Linked DNA regions of Homo sapiens: region 2 is linked to region 1. Evidence: chromatin contacts called from ENCODE Hi-C or POLR2A ChIA-PET data. All regions are on one chromosome and are shown on one strand. Each heading gives the region's core, a stretch centred on a gene start or an enhancer-like site at or near the end of the contact. The rest is flanking DNA. Distances are from core to core; before and after follow the strand shown. Region 1 holds the start of PFDN4 (prefoldin subunit 4). Region 2 holds the start of FAM217B (family with sequence similarity 217 member B).

Region 1 (6,880 bases), core at 2,692-5,191:
AGAGAAGGGGTTTCACCATGTTGGCCAGGCTGGTCTTGAACTCCTAACCTCAGGTGATCCACCAGCCTCGGCCTCCCAAAGTGCTGGGATTACAGGCTTGAGCCACCACGCCCAGCCAGAAGTGGGTAATTCTTAACTGGGGGGTGGGGGTGGTCAATGGACATTGACAGGTCGATATACCCAGAGACTGTATGCAAAATGGCATGTATAGTATGTGCATCCTTCTGGAAGGTCTTCATAGCTTTCACCAGATTCTCAAAGGGATCCACAACCCCAAAAGGTTAGGAACTCCTGCCTTCAGGGAAACCAGCTGTAGCTACTCTCAAAGTCAGAAGAACTCTAGGAAGAACTCATATCCTATAGTATCTGAGGCAGCACACAGAGTGGTGGGAAGAGTCAGGCTGCAATCCAATCCAAGCAAACAGGAACCTTGGGCAAATTACCCAATTCTTTGGAACCACCTCAGGTTTCTCATCTGTAAAATGGAGAGGCTAGTTCCTACCTTATAGGGTTGATAAAATGAACATGTAGGAGAAAGCCTGATGATGGAGTCAGTCAAATGATAGCTAAGCATTTTACATCCTGAATATTGTTTATCAAAAATCATTACAAAGAACAGATCCAGATCTAGAAAGAAATTCTGCTAGGCCAAAGAGAAATATGCCTGCTCGGGATCCAAAGTAAAAATTAAAATTCCCTGGGCTCTTTTCTTGAGAACTAATATCTTACGGGATTAGAGGAGGAAACTGAACCATACTCAGTCATGCCTCACACCAAGTCTAGGTATTACACGGAGTCTGCACTGACAGCTGGGTCCCTAGAAATAAATTCTGGCCAATTTCAGTCTTTTATTTTTACTTTTAAAAACATATCTACCAAGTCTGTATGATGTAAACTTTTGCTTTGTATTTGTATTCAACCTTCTTTGTTTGTTTTTTTGTTTTTGAGACGAGTCTTGCTCTATCGCCAGGCTGGAGTGCAGTGGTGTGATCTTGGCTCACTGCGACCTCTGCCTCCCAGGTTCAAGCGATTCTCGTGCCTCAGCCTCCCGAGTAGCTGGGATTATAGGCAAACGCCATCATGCCCAGCTAATTTTTGTATTCAACTTTCATCCATGCAGTAGTTTATTTAACAATTACTGTTTCCTATACGCCATGCACTGTGACAAGAGAGCCACTATCCCACTTTCATGAATACAAATGGCAAGCATACATCCTGGTGGAGGAAGAGAGCAAAAAACAAGATGAACAAGATAATGTTCAATGGTGACAAACGTGATGATGAAAATAAAACAGCTTAGGAGTAGAAAGTTTTGGGGGCCTGGGGAGTGAAGGAGGCTTCTTTAGATAAAGGTCAAAGGTAGCCTCTCTGAGGAAAGGACATTTGTATATAGGATAATGAACAGAAATCAAAGTGCAGATCTCCTTATGGTCAAGAACTGGATCTTAGAAGGCAGAACTCTAGAGAGGAGAGGACTGAATCATCTCATCTAAACACTCTCCCCAGCAAAGTCATGACCAGTTGAGAGATACGATGTGTTACAAACGTAAAGTACTCCAGATTGTACGATTTGCTTTTAATTAAACTCAAAGGGCTATCTCTCTCTGTTTCACTCTCACTCACTGGCATACACATATGTTTTCTCCTAGTGAGGGCAAAGGGGAAAAGTGTACATGCAAGCTAATCTATCGGGAATTGTTCCTAACACTGGAAACATCTACAGGAGGACACTGCATCTATCATGTGACTCTTAAAGCCTCCAAAGTTAAAGAAGCTCCTTTATATTTTGGCCACCACCTACCCCTCTATAAGTTCTTTTCCCATCATGGCTCAAACTCTCTTCCCCTGATTATCTGCCATCGGGCCTTCCTTGTATTAAATGCACTCAGAGTCTCTGCAGATACTCCTCTCTAGAATGCTTCGCTCCCTATCCAACTCTCCCTTCCTTTCCTTACATAATCTCACAGATCTCAACTTAAATGGCACTTTCCCAGGAAAGTCTTCTCTGATCTCAAAACAGACCTCATTTTGGCCCTCATTTCATAAGCACTTTTCCTTCACAGTTCTCATCAGAGAAACTAGTTTTCTGTCTGACTATCTGAGTAATGCCTGCTCTGCCCTGGAACATACGTTCTTTGGGGCTATGAGATTAAGGGGAGAAGAGCTTTCTCACTGGTCACCACAGTTGTCTCCACTTAAAACTGAGACTACGCCATATTACGTGCCCCCGAAAATTTACTGAATCAATGAAAGGAAAAAAAAAGTTGGTAATTAGAAATTTTGCAATCAAAATCCAAGGTTCAAATCATTCTTCTGCCATTTCCTCTTCTACCATTTACTTCACCTCTCTGCACTTCAGTTTCCATACCTATAAAACGGAGTGAACCACAACTAGTATCTTCCAAGGAATTAAAGGCCATACCTAACACCAGAGGGCCCAATTTAACAAACTAGAGGTGAAGTGAATCTCACAAAGTTTCATACTTTTTTGAATCACCATGGCCCTAGACCCTACTCTGGGACACAGTAAGAATTTTTGGATGGCAGAATAGTAGGGTGAGCAACACATCCTGAGTTGGCTGGGGCTTTCCCATTTTTGGCAGTCCCTCAATTTCATATAAAAGGGGGCAATGGGTCACCCTACACCAGGCACAGATGGCATAGACTATGTGGTACTGGATAGGGGCAAAGCAAAGAAGTTCTAATGTGGTCTTAAAAGTGGAATGAACGCAAATCCCTCCAGCCAAGAGATTCTCATCAAAGACCCCCTATAGCAGTTTAAAACACAGACTCCGGAGTCAGAATGCCTGTGTTTAAATGCTAGCTTTGCCTCCGCGCCTGTTTTCTCATTGTTAAATAAGGATAAAAACAGTATCTCCCTCAAAGAACATAAAATAAACAATACACGCAAAACAACTTACAGCTGTACCTAGCACACTGTAAAGCTCCCCAAATTATCAGCCGTTATCTCCTTCCCCCTCTCCAATTTTCTTTTTCTTCTATCTGACTATCTTTACACATCTGGGAAGGCTCACGGGATTAAAAACCCCACATGGAAGTTTAGCCGGCTTAGTGGTTACACAGGCGTGCTTTGAGAAAAACAAAAACAAACCTGAGTTTGAACTCCAGCTCTGCTTCTTACTAGCTGAGTCACTTTAGGGCCTCTAACTGCTCTGTGTCTAAGTTTCTCTACCTGCAAAGTGGAGAGGAACCCATTGCACTTGCTGAGTTGCGGGGAGGATAACAGATAAACGGCCGGCTGCTGGGCCCGGCACATCTTCCATTCTCAATAAATACTGGTTTTAGCCTGAAGGACTCAGGGGCATCAAGCGTGGAAATGGGCAGCTCCAGGTTGGACACAGGGTCTCTGGGGCCTGCTAATCTGGGGATGCAGGAACCTGCTGTCCCCGTTATGAGCTGCGTAACCTCGGGCAGGTGACTCCCCATCTCTGGGCCTCAGTTTCCTCACCCGTAACCACGCTCCCAGCAGCAGCTACCCATAACCAGTGAGGCTAATGCGATCATGCCGGTGCAACGCCCGAGTCAAGGCCAACCACACTCAACGGGACCTTCGGCTTCCCACACCTCAGGGGCGAGGCCGGGGCTGCAGGTTCCTCAGACTCCCCGGGGGCACCCTCGGCATCGCGGGAGGCGGACCTGCGTCCTTCGAGGCTCCCGGCCCCAGCCCCGGCGCCCCGCCTCGGCTGGCCAGGTGCCTAGGAAAACGCTCAGGGCGCCAGGCGCGAGCAGGCCTTGCCGCGGGACCGCTCTCAGGGCCTCGGCCTCGGCCTCGGGTCCCACGCCGGGCTTCGGAGCTGCGCACCCCCAGCATCCCGCGCCCGGGCCCCAGCGGCCGAGATCCGGCGCCGCCCGAGCATCCAGAGCCCCGAGCTCCCCACTCACCGCCTTCTTCATGGTGGCCGCCATCTTGGGACTGGACTACCGCAGGCGGCGGGGAGGGCCGCAATGGCGCGCTTCGCCCCCGAGCGTTCTCTCGCTCCCGGTCGGCCTAGAACTCCCCGCAAAAATACAACACTGTCTCCACATTCCGTCCTCTTGGACTTTTGGCCAGTGAGTCCAAACGGCTGGGACGTAGGGAGGAAATGTGACCTGGAAGGACTTGGTACATGCCAATTAAAGGGACAGGCAACCCCCGTGGACCGACATAAACACGGGGGTGTGGCGAACGGCTCCGGCCGCGGGCAGCAGGGGGCGCGCCCAAGGCTCAGCGCGGCGGGGCCCAGCTGGGGCAGGATCAAAGGGCTCGGGGAATTTTTCTCCATCCGTCCCACAGACTTGCATTGAGAAAGCTAACCTACCTGTAAAACAGCTAGGAACGAATGGCCTTGGCAAATAGGGTGTGAGATTTATGTGCCATGATAATTCAGGTGGTGTAAAGGAGGTACTCCTATCTTTTAATGTAATTTTTTTTTAATTTAAATTCGGGGGGTATGTGTGCCGGTTTATTACATGGATATACTGCATGGTGCTAAGGTTTGGGTTTCTAATGATCCCGTTGCCCAAGTAGTGAACATAGTACCCCACAGGTAATTTTTCAACCCCTTTCCCCTGCCTCCTTCCCCGTTTTTGGAATCCGTAGCATTTATTGTTCCCACCTTTATGTCCACGAGTACCCAGTGTTTAGCTGTCACTCATAAGTGGGAACATGAGTGGTTGGTTTTCTGTTTCTGTGTTAATTCACTTAGGATAATGATGTCCAGCTGCATCCATGTTGCTGCAAAGGACATGATTTTGTTCTTTTTTATGGCTGCATAGTATTCCATGGTGTATATGGACCACATTTTCTTTATCCTATCCACCACTGATGGGCATCTGGGTTGATTCCATGCCTTTGCTGTTGTGACTAGGCAATCCTATTAATTAATTTACAGCAATATTACTGAACAATTACTGTATATTCTGACACTTGTGTCTCCCAATTAGTAATTTTTTTTTTTTTTTTTGCCTTAGGACCTCTTTATACTCCTGGAAATTACTGAGGACTCCAAAGAACTTTTGTTTATGTGGGTTATTTATCGATATTTGCTGTATTAGAAATTAAAGCAGAATTTTTAAAATGTATTTATTAATTCATTTAAAATAATATAAAACTCCATTCCATGGTAATAAAAATCACACTTTAAAAATAACTATATTTTCTAAGACAAAAATAAATTGAGAAGATTGTCATCATTTTACATTTTCACTGATCTCTTTAATATCAGGCTTAATGGAAGGTTACATTCTCATGTCTACTTCTGCATTCAGTCTCTCCAAATACACTGTTTAGTTGCCTAGTTGTAGGTATGAAAAACCCCAGCCTCATACAAATCATGTAGTTGGGAAAGGGAGGCCCTCATGGATCCCTGAAAAGGTCTCAGGGACCCCCGAGGTTCATGGGCCACAGCTTGAGAACTGCCCCTGACAAGCCTCCTCCTTTCTCAAAGTCCCAATTTCCTCTTTGGTTAAATGAGGGGAATGAGACCTTATAGCACCCTGTGCCCTCCCCACCGAACCACCTAGCCCGCCACGGGCATCGCCTGTTCTCCTGCCTATTCTGGGCTCTCCAGGCCCTTAGTATTGGGACTTTCCAGTGTGTAGCTCATATGTGCTCAAAAAAGTATTTGTTGAATAAAGATGTTTTTCCAGGGTTAAATCTTAGCACCGGGTCTGGCACATAGGAGATGCTCCATCAGTGATATCTGTTTATTCCAGAGCTCAATGTAAAAGCACTGCAAGAAACAAATGGTGGAGAGGGAGACAGAAATAAAGGGCAAAATTGTCACAAATGGTACCAAGTGCATGAAGGAGATAAATGAGGTGCTGAGGCAGAGCACAGAGGGGAGGGGTGGGGGCCAGCTCTGGAGCTGGCCTCTAAGCTAAGAGAAAATGGGAGGCCTCAGCATGGGGAGAGGAGACGAAAGTGGACCCCAGGGGTGGAGGGCTGAGAGGGAAAGAGCCTGGTGAGACATGGTAGAAAGGACAGAGCAGCATGGAGCGAGGCTGGGGTGCAAGGCAGGGGCCAGATCTGGGCATGTTTTAGAACTTGGTGAGGCCAAACTGGGGGAGGGAGAGAGAGAAAGAGAGAAAGAATTCTGACTTTTTCAAAGCTTTATTGAGAAATGGCTGAGTTGAAAGCTGAGGAACAGCGGAGCAGGAATTTTGAGGAAATGTAATTGTATGGTGGGGACCGAAAGTAGCATAGGGGCTTTGAGAGAGAGAAGCACTTCAATCCTCAGGTGCATAGATCTTAGGACCAGAAGGGACCTAAACTCTCACCTACGTTAACCTTTGCCTTTTGCTGAAGTATAATAATAATGAGAGTTCATATGGTTTGGCTGTGTTCCCACCCAAATCTCCTCTTGAATGGTAGCTCCCATAATTTCCATGTGTTGTGGGAGGGACCTGGTGGGAGATAATTGAATCATGGGGGCGGTTTCCTCTATTCTGTTCTCATGGTAGTGAATAAGTCTCATGAGATCCGATGGTTTTATAAGGGGTTTCCCCTTTCTCTCGTCTCATTCTCTCCTGTCGGCCACCACGTAAGATGCGCCTTTTGCCTTCCACCATGATGGTGAGGCCTCCCCAGCCACGTGGAACTGTGAGTCCATCAAATCTCTTTTTCTTTATAAATTACCCAGTCTTGGGTATGTCTTTATCAGCAATGTGAAAACGGACTAATGCAATAGTAACAGTAACATACAAAACTGACAGGGTACATACTATGTGGCCTGCACCTTGCTAAATGTTTTAATCCTCACCATACCACACAATATTGTTATCGATCATTTTACAGGAGAGGAAATAGAGTTTCAGGAGGACAAAGCTACTTGGCCAAGGCTCCAGCAGCCAGGAAGTACCAGAGCCTGGGTTCGAACTC
Region 2 (6,880 bases), core at 2,233-4,732, 5.7 Mb before region 1:
AAAAAGAATCTTCTAGTTGTACTTTTTTTTGTCTCAGCTATTAGTAGGCATTAGAAAATGTCAGCTTCCAAACTCCTTAAAGCATAAGTAATTTTACAGAACATTTTCCCATATAATACTCTATTTGAGATACATTATATAATGCATGTGACAAAAGAGAATGCACAGTTTCCATTTTATATCAAATATTAGCATTTAGGAAAAACATTAACATTTCTCAAAGTGCTTGTTTCATACTTTCGTGTGTACTTTAAAAAAAAAACATTAGTTTGGAAAAAATCAGTCGTAGAACTCTGGAATTGTTACCATCAAAAGCATTTAATAACATTCAGAAGTAAAAACAGTTTTATTTTATACACCTATTTTAAATTAAGTGTAAATATCAAATAAACATGCAAGTTTTGCAGTTTAATCACTGATTGGTGGCGATTCTGAGCTGAGTGAAATTTTAATATATAAAAGTATTGCACATACAAACCTGTACCTTAAATCAAAAGCTTGTTACAATGTTTTCAAACAGAAAACACATTTGGGAAAATTGTGTTTAAAGAACAGAAATAAAATCATATGGTGCCCTGTAACACATATGAATGAAAACACAGGGTCTTAGTGTTACCTTGTGAATAGCAGGTAAAGGGAATAATGAATACTGTGTGCATTATGAGTATAGAAACTAATTCTCTCTGGCATAATTTATTCTGATGCTGAATCTCACATCAGAGTTGAAAATATCCTCTTTTCAATTTATTTACCAAGAACGTGGCATTTAAGATTAATAATACTTCTCTGTAATATAAGTCAGATAGAATGAATAGAAATGGGTGGTAAACATGCTTTCTGGAAACTTCAGAGGTTCATTTGCCCAGTGGTTTCAAACAACCTAAGCAACTATTTGAATACGTGCTACATTTTAATTAATAAATATGCAGGACATTAAATCATTGCCAATAGTACAACGTGTGCTCAATAAATGTTGAATAAATGAAGAAATGAAGGAATCTCCATTATTCAGAATTCATAACACTGTTAAAACATTTTGTTCCTGCCTGTCAGTATGCATCCATAAAAATTAATTATTGTCACTATCCTTTTATATAAAAGGAAACTAACATAGAAAAGTGATTAAAGGACTTACTCAAAATTATAATTCTGCTAACAACTGCCAGAATTATGACCGTTGGAATCCTTATCCACTATTATGCTTAAACCACTTTTCTATTCATTTCTGCTAGAAAAAAATTATAAATGTATATTTCTTATCTATAGACATACTTTTTTCCCCACTCCACATATTCAATCTGGACAACAGAGATAATGAGTCTTTTGCAAGATAAAGCAATTATACTAAAACTATTTACCTGCTTTTCTGATGAGATTCATTCACCCTATTCCTCTTCTTGAAAAAATCACGTGGCTGATCATCATCTCGGGTTTGATGGACTGTCTAAAAACAGGGATGCAGTAATAAACACTGTGAACATGTACACAAGAAACAAGCAAGCAAACAAACAAAAATCCCAGAATAAATCTAAGTCAGATTTTTCTTCTAAGTTTACATTACCTTTCCTGTAGTGCTCAAAATATTCTTGCTCAATCTGCTGGAAGATGATGACAGCTGGGGAGGTGACTTCTTTATTCCTCTTATATTTGGAAAGGTCTCCTCACCACCGGAACTAGAAGCAACAGAATACTGTCAGTAACTATTGATTGCAAATGGTCCTACCACCAGTATCGGGTTGGTTTTTCACTTGTTTTTTAATACTTGTATAATATTGAAATATTAAGGCTGTGATCATATAGTGGTTTGCACTCTAGGTTATGAAATACTGGGGAAGGGAGACATTGTCTTATGCTTACAGCTTTGTCTTTTCTGCTTATTACAGTAGATATTAGAGACAGGATCACAGGATCACACTACTATAAATACTGTGAATGGATTCCATCTCTCTCTCTCTCTCCCTGTTCACACACAGGTATAATCTTCCTTGGAAATAATATGTTGAAGAAATCTGGAAGGCTAAATAAGGTCAGGTCTTATTACAGCGTTCAATCATTGCATTGCCCAATCATTCATTCATGCAACAAATAATTACAGGAGTACCCAGAAAAATGGCAATGATTATGCACGTCCCTGTTCAGAAGGAGCTTAAACTCTAGGAGGAACGTTCCCATTCAATTTTTCGGCCTTCTCTATCACATCAATCCATTATAAGACTTTCCATATATTCATACATATTACATATTATATATCATCTCTTTATGAAGCATTGTTGACCTATACCACATATTGCTGTTATTCCCCTCTCATTTTGAGTGGCCTATTAAAAGTGCACTGAATGGAAATTGGATACTTCTCTTTCCCGTATCACCTGTCTCTGTAAAATAAAAGAGATGATTATAGAAGATTTTTATTTTCTTCCTGAAACTTTCCTGTATTTTTCCCACATTAATCATGTAAGCCTTTTTAGTTAGCTTACATCCAATGATAAATAAAATCATTCTCTCACATTTCATGAATTATACCACAATCAACAGCCTTGACTCATTTTAGATGCAACGAATGTTCTTGAATCAACCCCCTTTCATTAGTCTGGTTTTCTTTCTGCTTTGTCCCTCTGGACAATAAAAAGGAACCTTCTTAATGGAATGGCTGGCCCCAAACTGCTCTCTGGAAAGTGCACTTGCATCTTTTCTACTTCATTTCACCTGGTATGCTTTACACCAAAGGCTGTGGGGTTTTGTGCTCAAAGCTACCGGGTGAGAGACACGAATGCCTGCAGGGTTCTAAATAGGCAGAAAACAAGCTCCAGGCCTTGCTGGTGTTTCTGGCTTGCTTGGAAACAAAGCTAAAAGTCGGAGATTCTGGCTACAAATATGCTCCCCAAGCGCCAGAGGCTGATTAAGGGCAGCTGCAGAAGTCATCAGCGGGTAATAACTCTTGTTCCCCTGTCTTCCTCTCTGGCGCGGAGTCCAGGAAGACAACAGCAGCACCTCCCCTCCCCACCCTCAAGGGAATCTGCTGGCCATTCGGTGCGGCAAAGCATTCTGGGTGATGTGGACATGACGCTGCTCCTCTACGCAGTGAGGCTCCCTCGGTCTGACCAAGGGTCCAGGTTGCAGTGAACCTGTCCAAAGTGTGGGCTGGCCTCGATGTTTAAAATTAGCCTGAGACCAGCTCCTGGCAAGGCCGGTTTTTGCACCACCGCTCCCCCCATCCACAACCCAGAAATCTAAGGACACGCAGCATGCATTTTCCTTGTCCTCCGTTTGTGCAGACAAAGTCTATGATCGATAGGCGCGCAATCCAGGCAGACGTAAACAGAAATTGATCAGACCTGTTTCGCGACTGCAGCGGACACGTGACGAGGCTGCCAGCCTTCCTTCCTCTCCGGCGCCCGCGCGGGGACGCCCGGCTGCGGCGCGCTGCGGCAGGGGAGCTGGAGGCGGAGGCGCGCAGCTCCGCTGAGCTCCCTGGCTGAGCTGAGGCCGGCGGGGGCCCGCCTGCAGGCGGCGTCACGAGGGGCGGGGCGGAGGCTCGCTAGGAAGTTGCACCCGGTCAAGTTGCAGCCTTGTAAGTAACGCCGCGGACCGGGAAAGTGGGAGGGGCCGCTCCCGGAACGCAGCCTTCTTGTAAGAACCTCCAAGGAAGCAAGAAGAAAAAAGAGGCGCTACCCTGCGCTCCCGGGAGGCCTCTGAAAGCTTCCACTAGAGAAAAACTCCCCACTCTTACAATTTCTTTAACCGCAAGAAGCGGAGGACCTGGACAAGGACTCGAGGAGCAAGGTGGCGAACCAAGGGTAGGGCGCACCGGGCCCGAGAGGTCCCCCGCAGGTTGCAGATACGGTGGACTCTCTGCGGCTTCTGAGCACGGAGGGAGCTGTCGCGGGGTCGGGAGGTCGTCTCTCATCCCTGCCTCATCTTCCGACGGCCGGCGGGGCCATGTCCAGAGGCCCGAGCTCCGCGGTCCTGCCTAGCGCCCTGGGATCCCGGAAGCTCGGCCCCCGGAGCCTCAGCTGCCTGTCGGACCTGGACGGCGGCGTGGCCCTGGAGCCGCGGGCCTGTAGGCCCCCTGGGAGCCCGGGCCGCGCGCCGCCGCCAACGCCAGCGCCGTCGGGCTGCGACCCCCGCCTGCGGCCCATCATCCTGCGGCGGGCGCGCTCACTGCCCAGCTCCCCCGAGCGCCGCCAGAAGGCCGCGGGCGCGCCGGGCGCTGCGTGTCGGCCGGGCTGCAGCCAGAAGCTCCGCGTGCGCTTCGCCGACGCCCTGGGCTTGGAGCTGGCACAGGTCAAGGTGTTCAACGCGGGAGACGACCCGTCCGTGCCGCTGCACGTGCTGTCGCGGCTCGCAATCAACTCGGACCTGTGCTGCAGCAGCCAGGACCTGGAGTTCACCCTGCATTGCCTGGTGCCCGATTTCCCGCCGCCCGTCGAGGCCGCCGACTTTGGCGAGCGCCTGCAGCGGCAGCTCGTGTGCCTGGAGCGTGTCACTTGCTCGGACCTTGGCATCAGCGGTACGGTGCGCGTGTGCAACGTGGCCTTCGAGAAGCAGGTGGCTGTGCGCTACACTTTCTCGGGCTGGCGCAGTACCCACGAGGCGGTGGCGCGGTGGCGCGGGCCCGCAGGCCCCGAGGGCACGGAGGACGTTTTCACCTTCGGCTTTCCAGTACCGCCCTTCCTGCTGGAGCTCGGCTCCCGCGTGCACTTCGCGGTGCGCTACCAAGTGGCGGGTGCCGAGTACTGGGACAACAACGACCACCGAGACTACAGCCTCACATGTCGCAACCACGCGCTGCACATGCCTCGCGGGGAGTGCGAAGAGAGCTGGATCCACTTCATCTGAGCCGCGCGGGGACCGGCCACCTGGAGCCTCCACACCTAAGCTGCGCCTCCTGTCATTTCCCTGCTGGGCTCTCACATCTATCTGGTTGTTCTTCACCACCCTCCAAGTCCTCTGACCTAATTTTCTGCTGCAAGGTCCCCTGGCAGTGGCCCATCCTGTCTTCTACTTGAAACGTCTGAGTCACTTGGTCTAAAAAGTAGCCTCAGGTGGCCAGAAGGCCGAGTTGTGTAATGAGTTGGGGCAGGGTGGTGGGGTAGGTGCATGGGAGGGTGGGCCCTCTGGGGAGGCCCAAGCAGCTTGTTTTGCAAAGGCCCAAGTCCTCCTGCTAGGAAAAGCTTTTGCATGTGTCCTGAATGTGTCTCTGTAAACATAGCTGTTATTTATTATTGTGATGTTGGGACCTTTAGCCCATAGCGGATGCCTCCTCAGGAATATTCTCGATTTAATAAGCTAAAAAAAAAAAGTTCTGTGTTTGTGCCCACAGTAAACAGAATGTACAGTGTGACCCACATCGTGGTCCCTCCAGGCATTCCTGCCCCAGGATAAGGAAAACCTGAGCCCACATCTGATTGCCAACGGCTGTAGCCTTCTAACAGTGGGAAACTATTAATAGGCAAGAAATTTCTGCTTTATCAGTCATCACACAACCATTCCTGGGCATTGAGACTGTCCTGGTTAGGCTGTGTGTCTCCTACATTAACAGCTGGGGAGGAGGGAAAAGCTTCAGACTTTTAAACTAGCAAAACAGTTATTTCTCTGCATTCACAATTCTGATTTCATGTATTTCTCTGTACATGTTTGATCATTATCAGGCCATTCTGTTTAAGTTTGAAACTAAGCATTTTAAGAAGTCTTGCCTCAGTTATTTCAGTTTTCAGGTGACTAGAGAATTTCAGGCAACAGTGCCCTTTGCAATTACCTTTTTGATGATTAAGGTGACTATTTTTATTTCTTGTTAAGCATCAGAAGATGTCAGCATTCATCTTTTGGGAGTCCAGTTACAAGGTGGAACTAGAAGGTGTTTTCAGCAATAGCCAGAGCACTGGAGGAAAAATAATTGACAAATATTTATACTTTTAAATTGTTTTGAACTGTATTTACATACATCATGTTTTATCAGGTACCCACCAACTTTATACTTTCTGCCTTCAGATAGAGTTTCTAACATTTTCTAGTTTGTCAGTTTTAAAATATAAAATTCTTTTATGTTTTTAAACCGTCAACCAAGAAGTCAAGACCACTGTCCCCTGCTGAGTTAGGCAATCACTTAAAACTCCAAAGAACTCCAGGCTGAGGAGTTCTTTTGGTGCTGAACAGTGGTCTGACAACAGGTGCTAGAATTAAGGTGTGGGAAAAAAAAAAAAACAGCCAGGAAGGACAAGATCTCCAATTTGTGAAGCTTATGATACAGCTGAAACCAGTCTGATCAATTTTATGCTACCTGTCACCAAGAAATTAACTCTAAATTTTTGAATGCTTGTTGGCATCTGTCAAATCAATACTGAAAGGATGCATTTCGGCTTTTAACCAGTTTGGTTCTGATCATTGCAACCTCTGTGCTTTTATAATTCAAAGAACAAGGATAGCTTTCTTCGGTATCTTTTAATATAAGAACACTGAATTTTGGCTTGAAATATTGTGACTAAATTGCACAATCTCTGGCTATTAGCACTGTTCACTACATTAACATGCAAGAGAGAGAGAAGCCTTGTTACATTTCCTGCTATTTAACAAACTGTCCAATTAGGTCAGCAAGCCTGTTAGGGCCTTCACTGCTACGCCCCTGGCCCCAAAACAGAGAGCAAGACAGTTGTCCAGAGAATTTAGATATGAGTTAAGAGCTGCCAGATTTATTTTAAGGCATGTAGAGAATCTCATAATCTATGTGAAAGTCACTTGCCAAAAAGGTTTTGGTTATGAAAGTGAATGTTATATATTTAATATTAAGTGAACCTCCCGTGCCTTTTAAAAAATACCAACATTATGAAATTTAAAAGCTTAAATATATTTGCCTAGTTGATAAAGAGGCTGTGGAACAACT

Evidence for each region. A loop is a pair of places that touch in the nucleus more often than their neighbours do. ChIA-PET counts read pairs that join two places held with the same protein, here RNA polymerase II (POLR2A). Pooled maps may share reads with other maps.
Region 2: a loop to region 1 is called in a map of naive thymus-derived CD4-positive, alpha-beta T cell, with 22 times the contacts of the local background. The contact joins the promoter of FAM217B here to the promoter of PFDN4 in region 1. A Hi-C loop is called at or near these places in 1 of 168 maps with a recorded cell type or tissue (naive thymus-derived CD4-positive, alpha-beta T cell) and 5 of 50 pooled maps. POLR2A ChIA-PET finds 5 or more read pairs at or near these places in 1 of 52 experiments (activated naive CD4-positive, alpha-beta T cell).

Annotation. Positions count from the first base shown.
Region 1 is chr20:54,205,148-54,212,027 of GRCh38, reverse strand. PFDN4 (prefoldin subunit 4) reads right to left here and starts at 3,941. Exons shown (of 4, transcript NM_002623.4): 1 at 3,904-3,941. The coding sequence starts at 3,927. It overlaps LOC124904937 (a long non-coding RNA gene), which reads left to right and starts at 3,987. Exons shown (of 2, transcript XR_007067669.1): 1 at 3,987-4,071; 2 at 4,972-5,082. RefSeq lists enhancers at 2,910-3,726, 3,867-4,186, 3,727-4,544, 6,392-6,621 and a silencer at 3,607-3,876.
Region 2 is chr20:59,936,991-59,943,870 of GRCh38, reverse strand. FAM217B (family with sequence similarity 217 member B) reads right to left here and starts at 3,482. Exons shown (of 4, transcript NM_022106.3): 1 at 3,336-3,482; 2 at 1,562-1,673; 3 at 1,359-1,444. PPP1R3D (protein phosphatase 1 regulatory subunit 3D) reads left to right here and starts at 3,566. Exons shown (of 1, transcript NM_006242.4): 1 at 3,566-6,880. The coding sequence starts at 3,940. The coding sequence ends at 4,839. RefSeq lists silencers at 3,245-3,624, 3,975-4,104 and an enhancer at 3,383-3,677.